Regions from separate parts of the Mus musculus genome. Here region 2 is linked to region 1. Evidence: chromatin contacts called from ENCODE Hi-C or POLR2A ChIA-PET data. All regions are on one chromosome and are shown on one strand. The core of a region is the stretch at or near the end of the contact, and the rest is flanking DNA. Distances in the headings are between cores, read along the strand shown.

Region 1 (3,894 bases), core at 73-2,572:
TCATTTCCCCTATGAACTCCCTCTCCAGCCCAGAATTCACTTGTTATTTATGTGTGCCAACATGGAGGTTAGAGAACAACTCTTTGGAGCCTTTTCTCTTTTTCCATCTTCATGTGAGTTCAGGGGTCAAATTCAGGCTGTCAGGCTTGCAAAGTAAGTGCCTTAATCCACTGAACCATCTCACCAACTTAATTTTCCTAAATCTTTAGAGAGATTAGTGTTCAAGGATACCCCAGGATTTGCCTGCTCTAAGCTTGCTCCCTTTTTGGTTTTTAAGAGATCGAATTCCAGGATAGCCAGGGAAACACTGGGAAATCCTGTCTCAAAACAAAACAAACAAAAACAGACCTAAAGGAGCTAAACTGCTGCACATCTTTATGACTCAGGATGCACAGATTACTAGAAGGTCCACATGAGATAATCAAGGGTAAAATGGCTCTTGTGACTCAATGGCTTGCCATTTTGTAAAGTTTTATTGTTAACTGTAATGAAACGTCTGGATCCTCTTCTCTCTCAGGCCTGACCTTGCTCAGTGGAGTCTGGCCTCTAAGGATTGAGGATTTCTGTTAACAGGCAGTTCAACAGATACAACCCTAAGCATGAATTAGAAGCCAACTCCAGGAGTCTCGGCCCTCAACTCCACCACATTAAGGTGACTCACACAGCCAGTTCCTCAACCTCGCATTATATGACTTCAGCAATGAAATAAATATACCTCAACCTTCAGAGGCTCCTTTGGCAGTATAAGTATGTCACTTCGGATCTGGCCAACACCTTTCCTGGCTATCTCTAGCAATAGTCAACAAAAATCACTGATACCCTAGCCAGCCGGGGCCCATTTCATAGGTCAAGCTCTTAGAGGCTTTTCAAGATGATTAAGCCCTCTTTTTCGGATCGGTTCACAAATTACCCTTCGCTCCCTTCTGTACACAATACAGGCACTTGGGCCTAGAACCATTATACCTCTTCTTAAAACATCTCCATTTTGGCACTTGATACTCAAGCTATGATGACACCATCTGGGTGAGTCTACCCCACCGAGAGAAAGGCAGGCCGGTCTAGCGAGAAGGGGCAGAAAGTCTGTTTCCAGAGAGGAGGCGGCGGCGGCGGAAGCGTCATTGGCGGCCCTCCCAGGCACACGGCACTGGCAGGACCGGCAGAGCCAACTCTGAAATCCGCGGCTCCGCAGGCCGGCCCGGCCTCCGCGTTCCCGGCAGGCTCCGGTGCATCGAGGGTGGGGAAGAGCGGGTCACCGCGCCTGCGCGTTGGGAGGTGTGACCCGGGTGGGAAAGCCCTCCGAGTCCGCCATTTTGGCTGCCTCTGTCGGTCTTTTCAGTTACCACGTGAACCGCCGACGGAGACCCGGGAGGGGGGAGGTGGCGGCGGCGTTAAGTGAGAAAGGGGGAAAAGGAGGAGAGAGAGAGAGAGAGAGAAAAAAAAGAAAAGAAAAAAAAAAAGAGGCGAAGGGAGTGTCAGGACAGGGCGGGCGCGGCGACCCCGGAGGCCTAGTGGCGGCGGAGTGAAGGCTTCAAGGCTGAAGTGAGCTCGGGAACGGCAGTGGCGGCGGCGGGCGGACAAACGGACTGAGCGAGCCGGGCGGTGGCGGGAGCCGCGGGAGGAGCCGGAACCATGCCGGCCGTGAGCCTCCCGCCCAAGGAGAACGCGCTCTTCAAGCGGATCTTGGTGAGTGTGAGGCGGCGAGCGGGCACCGGGGATGGTTTCGCTGGGAGCCGGGCCTGTCAGCCCCGAGCCCGGGCGGGCGAGCGGGCACCCGGCCACCCCGCGGGGACCCCACCTCGGCTGTGCTGGCTGGCGGGGCGCACTCTCAGCTCTCGTCTCGCCCCGGGAGCGCCCCCACCTCCGTCCGCGCGCCGCGGCCCGCGGGCTTCGAGGCCTCGGTTCCGGACTAGGCCCCGACTCCCCGGCATCCGCACGGCTCGGCTGCCGTTTACCCTCCTAGAGCGAAGGGAGGAGCAGCCTGGCCTTGAGCGGGGCAGCGGGCCGCACGGGCCGGGAGTCGCGGCCCCGCTCCGGACAGGGATTCTGCCGGCTGGTCGGGGTGGCACCCTCGGAAGGAACAGGTGGTGTGGCCGAGGCAGGGACTCATTCATTGCTTGAAAGCACTTCTCCCTCTCCGGCCCCGTCCCTCCCTCTTCCTCCCCATCTGGGATTCACCGGTCCCCGCCCGGCCGGGGGTCACTGTTGGACTCGAAAGAATGGACTCTTGTAGAAGCGGAGGCTACTCTGTCACCTCCATCCAGGCACTTGCATACTTGATCCTGCAGCCCCTCGGCCTCTTTTTTTGGGAGTGGGAAACGCAGCATTTGTTTGTTAGTTGGAGAGCAAAACGGCCCCACCCCGACACCCTTCTCCGGGAGGTGGGACTCATTTCTAGGGGCGGTCCGGTAGGAAGTTTCAGTACAGACTCCCCCTCCACCCCTTACTCTGAAGTTTTAAAAATAGCGGTGCAAAAACTTAGCAGGAGATAATAGAAGTGTCTTCTAAGATGGATCTTGTTGACGCTATCTCAAACTCATCCCCTGTGCTTCAGATGTTTGCGGTTTGCATAAAAATACACGCAGTGATAACTTGCGGGGGTATGGGCTTGAATCTGTTTACATTGTAAACTATGCCCTGCTTTATCGGCTCTGTCATTAATACATTGTAGCAGTTTTTGTTGTTAGTGTGAGGGTAGCTTCTTTTATACAAACTTTTTTGTGCGTGAAAGAATTAAGTGTATTCGCCAAACTTGACTTGAATTTTGGAGTGTGTGTGTGTGTTAGCCTTTTAGATTGCAGTTATAATTCGTTTGACAACAAAATAAGGAGATTAGATATTTGGCTTTTTCTTTTCTTTTTTTTTTTTTCTTTTTTCTTTTTCTTTTTTCTTTTTGGCTATTTATGGGCCAGAGAGATGGCTCAGTGGATAAAAGCAGTCATTGACTGTTCTTCCACAGGTCCTGAGCTGAGTTCCCAGCAACCACATGGTGGTTCTCAACCATCTATAGTGGACTCTGATGCCCTCTTCTGGGGTGCAAGACATTCAGGAAATAGAGCACTTATATACATAAAATACATAAATAAATCCTAAATAACCATTTATATTGAGGTGATTGATTTTACAGAACTATCCATGTAATCAATTTGTGTAGAAAAACATATTAGACAGTCACTTCCCGTACTACTTAATGGCGTTTTGTTTTCAGACCTTTAGAAGTCTTAAGTGGATTTGTAGCATAGTTTTTTGTTTTTAGTGTTCTGAGACAGATCTCACTTTCTGTAGCCAGGCTGGACTGGAACTCTTGGCAGTTTTTCTGCCTCAGCATCCCAAGAGGTGGGATTACAGATGAGAACTACTATGCACTTCTTGTGACAGTTCTAGAATGATTTTATTTTTTTATGTGTGGAGAGGTCAGAGGGCAACTTCCAAGAGTTGGTTCTCTTCCACCATGTGGGAGTTCCTGAGATTAAACTCAGGTCAACAGATTTGGCAGCAAAAAGCTGGGCTTAATATTGTCTGCCTTTAATCCCAACACTTGGGAGGTGGAGGCAGGAGATATTTGTGAGTTCGAGGCCAGCTGGCTCTGATACGGAGATTCAGGAAAGTCAGATATACAGTGAGACCCTGTCTTGAAAAAAACAATATAGGAATAGATTTGGCAGCCAGTGGTTTTTTTTTTTTTTTTTTTTTTTTTTTTTCCCTTCCTCACTGAGCATCTTACCAGCCAAAGACCAGTTGCTGTTATTTTTCCTGTGCTGGAGATCTCACCAGGGCTTTAGCATGTGAGCAGGCCATCCATCTGAGTTATTCCCAAGTCTTTTAAGACTAAGTGATGTGAGGGTAGAACTATATAGCATAGTTTTCTTTCAGGGCTTACCCATCCAGTCCCTTTGC
Region 2 (3,766 bases), core at 204-2,703, 68 kb after region 1:
GTTTAAAATGCCCAGGATGTAAGCCCAATTACTAAGCATTCAAAGAATGCGGGAAATCTCAGTCCTCCTAGGAAAAATGCTGCCAACACTGCACACAGATGGTGAAATTATCTCATGAACTATTAACCATTTAATGGAGGTTAATTCTCATTTGTCTCATGTCTGTAAATTCAGGCAAAGTGATCAACAGCTTTCTTCCTGGGCTCTTTTCTAGGGATATTTGTATAGCAATCGTTTTTTGCGTGATAAAAAATATTTTTTTCTTCTTGTTCTAGGGGGAGTCTTGTTTGGTCTCCAGGATGAGAAAAGGCACCATCACTCTTCTGGATGAAGCTGGACAGATTCAGAGACCATTTATGAAATACCCGTTTCCTGCAGAGCATTTCCTGTAATGCTACCACTTACATCGGACAGACATCACCTTGGCCTCATGGCATCACTTGGGGAATGGGGTATACTCTGCCTCTCTGAGAAGGTGCCTTTTCTTTCTCACCTAGGAGTTTCATTGACAGTTCATCAACTGGCACTGGAACTTGTTGACTTACAAAGTTAACATGTCAGATCCTTCAGAGTTGACTCCAAAACGTCTCCATGTAACCACTAACATACTGTTCCAGCCTTCTCAGTACTGGGATTATAGGCATGTGGTATTACATTCAGCTTAAGTGGTACTTATTTTTAATTTTAAACCAATGGTAACATTCAGCCAGGCATAGTCTCACACCTGTAACCCTAGTATTCAGGAGACTAAGACAGGATTCCCACAAAAATCAGAGCCAGCCTGGATACACAGTGAGGTTCTAGGCCAGCTTTAGCTACAATATGAAAATCCTGGGGGGGGGGGGCTGGATAGGAAAGAAGGGAATAAGGAGATGGTTCTAAATTTGGATCCCCAGAACCCAAGGCAATGCTGAGCAGGCATGGAAGACCTCCTGTAATTCCTACCTTGGAAGATGGAGACAGAATCCCCAGAGCAAGTTAGCTACCAAGACTAGCTCTATGGAATGAGCTCTGGGTTTGACTGAGAGATCCTGCCTCAAGGAGACCTGGCTGTCCTGGAACTCTATGGAGTTGAAGAGAATCACAGAGATTTAAGACTTGTGTTGCTCAAACCAGCCGAAAACAATTTGTCTCTTTTACAAAACAAACTGAGCGGGTCGTGGTAGTGTACACTTTTCATTGCAGCACCGGGAAGGCAGAGGTAGAGGAGAGTCTCTACGGCCAAGATCAGGTTCAGGAGCTGAGTAGCCTCTCACCCTCCTGCCCACGCCGTTCCGCCCCGCTCCACGGAGGCCCGGAGGAAGCGGTGAGCACAGGGGATGCTCAGAGCCCAACTCCAAGCCCCAACCCCGGCTGCGACCAGGCGGCCACGACGCCACTGCGCCGCCGCCTCTCGCGAGACCACAGCCGGGCCGCGCCTCCTTCCTCTCCGCTGTCTCTCTCTCTCTCCCCGCCCCCGGGGGCTGCGCAGCTTCCTCCAGAGCTCGGGAACCTCGGACGTGGCGAGGCGGTCAGAAGGCTGGAGCGCGGCACATAGAGGTCCCTCGGGCGGACCTTCTGAGCCGCAGTCCAGCCAGGGAGCGCCGACGCATCTTTCCAGGTACACCGCACCGACTGGCGGAGGCCTACTGCGCGTGCGCCGGGGCCTTAGCGGGGCGCCACACCTGGGTGGGCAGGGGCTGCTCGCGCACGCGCGCCGCGGTGCCCGCGGGCTGTGGGGAGTTGGGCGTCGTTTGTCACTGCTAGGGAGCGCTGTCGCTGGCGTGGCGTCATTCCCGCGGCTTCTGTGCTCCGGCTCAGCTCGGGGCGGGGCGGGAGGATGACTTCGGAGATGGAGTCGTCGCTGGAGGTCAGCTTCTCGTCCAGCTGTGCGGTGTCAGGGGCGTCTGGGTGTTTGCCTCCCGCCCGCTCCCGCATCTTCAAGATCATAGTGATCGGCGACTCGAACGTGGGCAAGACGTGCCTGACTTACCGCTTCTGCGCCGGCCGCTTCCCCGACCGCACCGAGGCCACGATCGGGGTGGACTTCCGAGAGCGAGCCGTGGATATTGATGGAGAGCGCATCAAGGTGAGCCGGTGGGGCGGGGACGCTGTCTCAGCGGAGTGCCGCTCCTTCTTGGCAGGTGTCGGGACCTCACCCTGGGTCTGGGCAGGAGTGTGCGGTGCGCCCCATGGCGTGGGAAAGTGTGTTTGTATCTATCAAACTTCTGAGGCATTGTTCCTCCACCTCTAATGTACATCAGGTTTACCTGGGACTTCTTGTTTTTCAAAAAAGCACGTTCTGATTTGATAAGCTCCCCTATAACGCACATGCAATGAGTCTGTGGACCGACCACACTTTGAGTGACAGAGGTGTAGGGGGCGGTCACCCCCCCACTCCCACCCCCATTGCTTGAGTGAGAGTTTTGGGCTGGGAATCTGGGTGGTGGTGGTGGTGGGGTATAACCGGAAGAAACTCAGAAATTTTTCAAGCATAGAAAATTCCGTTATAAGTCGGGCCTGGGGGAACACTTCTTAAATCTCAGCACTCTCACAGAGACCAGGATCTCTGTGTTTGAGATCAGCGTGGTCTAATTAGTTCCAGGATAGACAGGGCTCTCCTGGATAGACAGAATACACAGAGAAACCCTGTCTCAACCAAACAAACCTCAAACACCCCAATTTAACAACAACAACAACAACAACAACAACAAAACCTCCGTTATATCTAGGAATTCTTTTGAGCATTGCACAGATGCTAAGTATTGTGGGAGTAAAACCTGTTGCCTTTGAGGCGTTTTCTGTATGATAACCAATTTATCTAGGGGGAAAAAAATCTGTTTTCTCATTGAGGCATTTATATGTGATGGTTCTTAGGTGGTTTGCCAACATCATATCTCTTGTTGCAAAAACAGACCCTCTCCCAGGTAGCTACTGAGACTTTGTAATCATAGTAGGAAGTCTAAGGCAGCCAGGTTGGGATTCTGAAGGGTTGGGTTCCTCAACTGCAGAATAATGATCCTTGACAAGTCAGGGGCCTCCTGATGCTGTAAACCTCGGCACTGTTGCGAAACTACTAAGGGTTACTTAATACTACTCCTTAAAACATATGAGATGGAGGTGTGTGTGTGGGGGGGGAGCACCCGTGTCTTTAACTCTAGTATTCTGGGAGATAGAGGCAAGTGGATTTCTGTGCGTTCAAGGCAGTCTGGTGTATATAGTTAGTCCCAGGACAACCAGGGAGACTACAAACTGCCCCCCTCCCCACATATGAAACCTGGGACCACCCACCCCCTTAAGCAACTGTTTTACATTGCAGTCTCCTACATCAGTCTACTCAGAAGAGGTTTGATTTGCCCCTCCTCCCCTTCTTCCCTTGAGGCGTCGTGTTTCCGTTTCTATACTCACCCTTTCCTCAAAGAGTTTTACTTTTACCCCAGGAACAATAAAGGGCAAATCATCTTATTTAAGAGATCAACCCTTCTCTGGGCCCCTTTGCTTTTAAATTTGCCTTTATTTTATGTGTGTGCATGCACAGGTGTGCATGAGTATGTGTGTATGTGAGTGAGGTAAGTCTAGGCTCTAGGGATTGATGTCAGGAGTCTTCCTCGGGTGCTCTCTAGCTTTACTGTTTTGAGGTAGTCTCCTCAACGAATCTGGAGCACACTGGTTCCATGAGACTGACTAGGACTAGGATCAGGGCTGGGATCACAGTTGTACAGGTGCCAAGGGTACAAATTTAGCTTGGCAAGCACTTTCTTTCCTTTCTTTCTTTTTCTTTTCTTTT

Evidence for each region. A loop is a pair of places that touch in the nucleus more often than their neighbours do. ChIA-PET counts read pairs that join two places held with the same protein, here RNA polymerase II (POLR2A).
Region 2: a loop to region 1 is called in a map of v-Abl transformed pro-B cells, with 2.6 times the contacts of the local background. The contact joins the promoter of Rab33b here to the promoter of Naa15 in region 1. A Hi-C loop is called at or near these places in 1 of 37 maps with a recorded cell type or tissue (v-Abl transformed pro-B cells). POLR2A ChIA-PET finds 5 or more read pairs at or near these places in 3 of 5 experiments (Patski and embryonic stem cell).

What each region holds. Positions count from the first base shown.
Region 1 is chr3:51,414,694-51,418,587 of GRCm38, forward strand. It overlaps Naa15 (N(alpha)-acetyltransferase 15, NatA auxiliary subunit), which reads left to right and starts at 1,323. Exons shown (of 20, transcript NM_053089.3): 1 at 1,323-1,683. The coding sequence starts at 1,630. LOC108168868 (a long non-coding RNA gene) reads left to right here and starts at 1,690. Exons shown (of 2, transcript XR_001783830.2): 1 at 1,690-2,081.
Region 2 is chr3:51,482,513-51,486,278 of GRCm38, forward strand. It overlaps Rab33b (RAB33B, member RAS oncogene family), which reads left to right and starts at 1,454. Exons shown (of 2, transcript NM_016858.2): 1 at 1,454-2,068. The coding sequence starts at 1,820.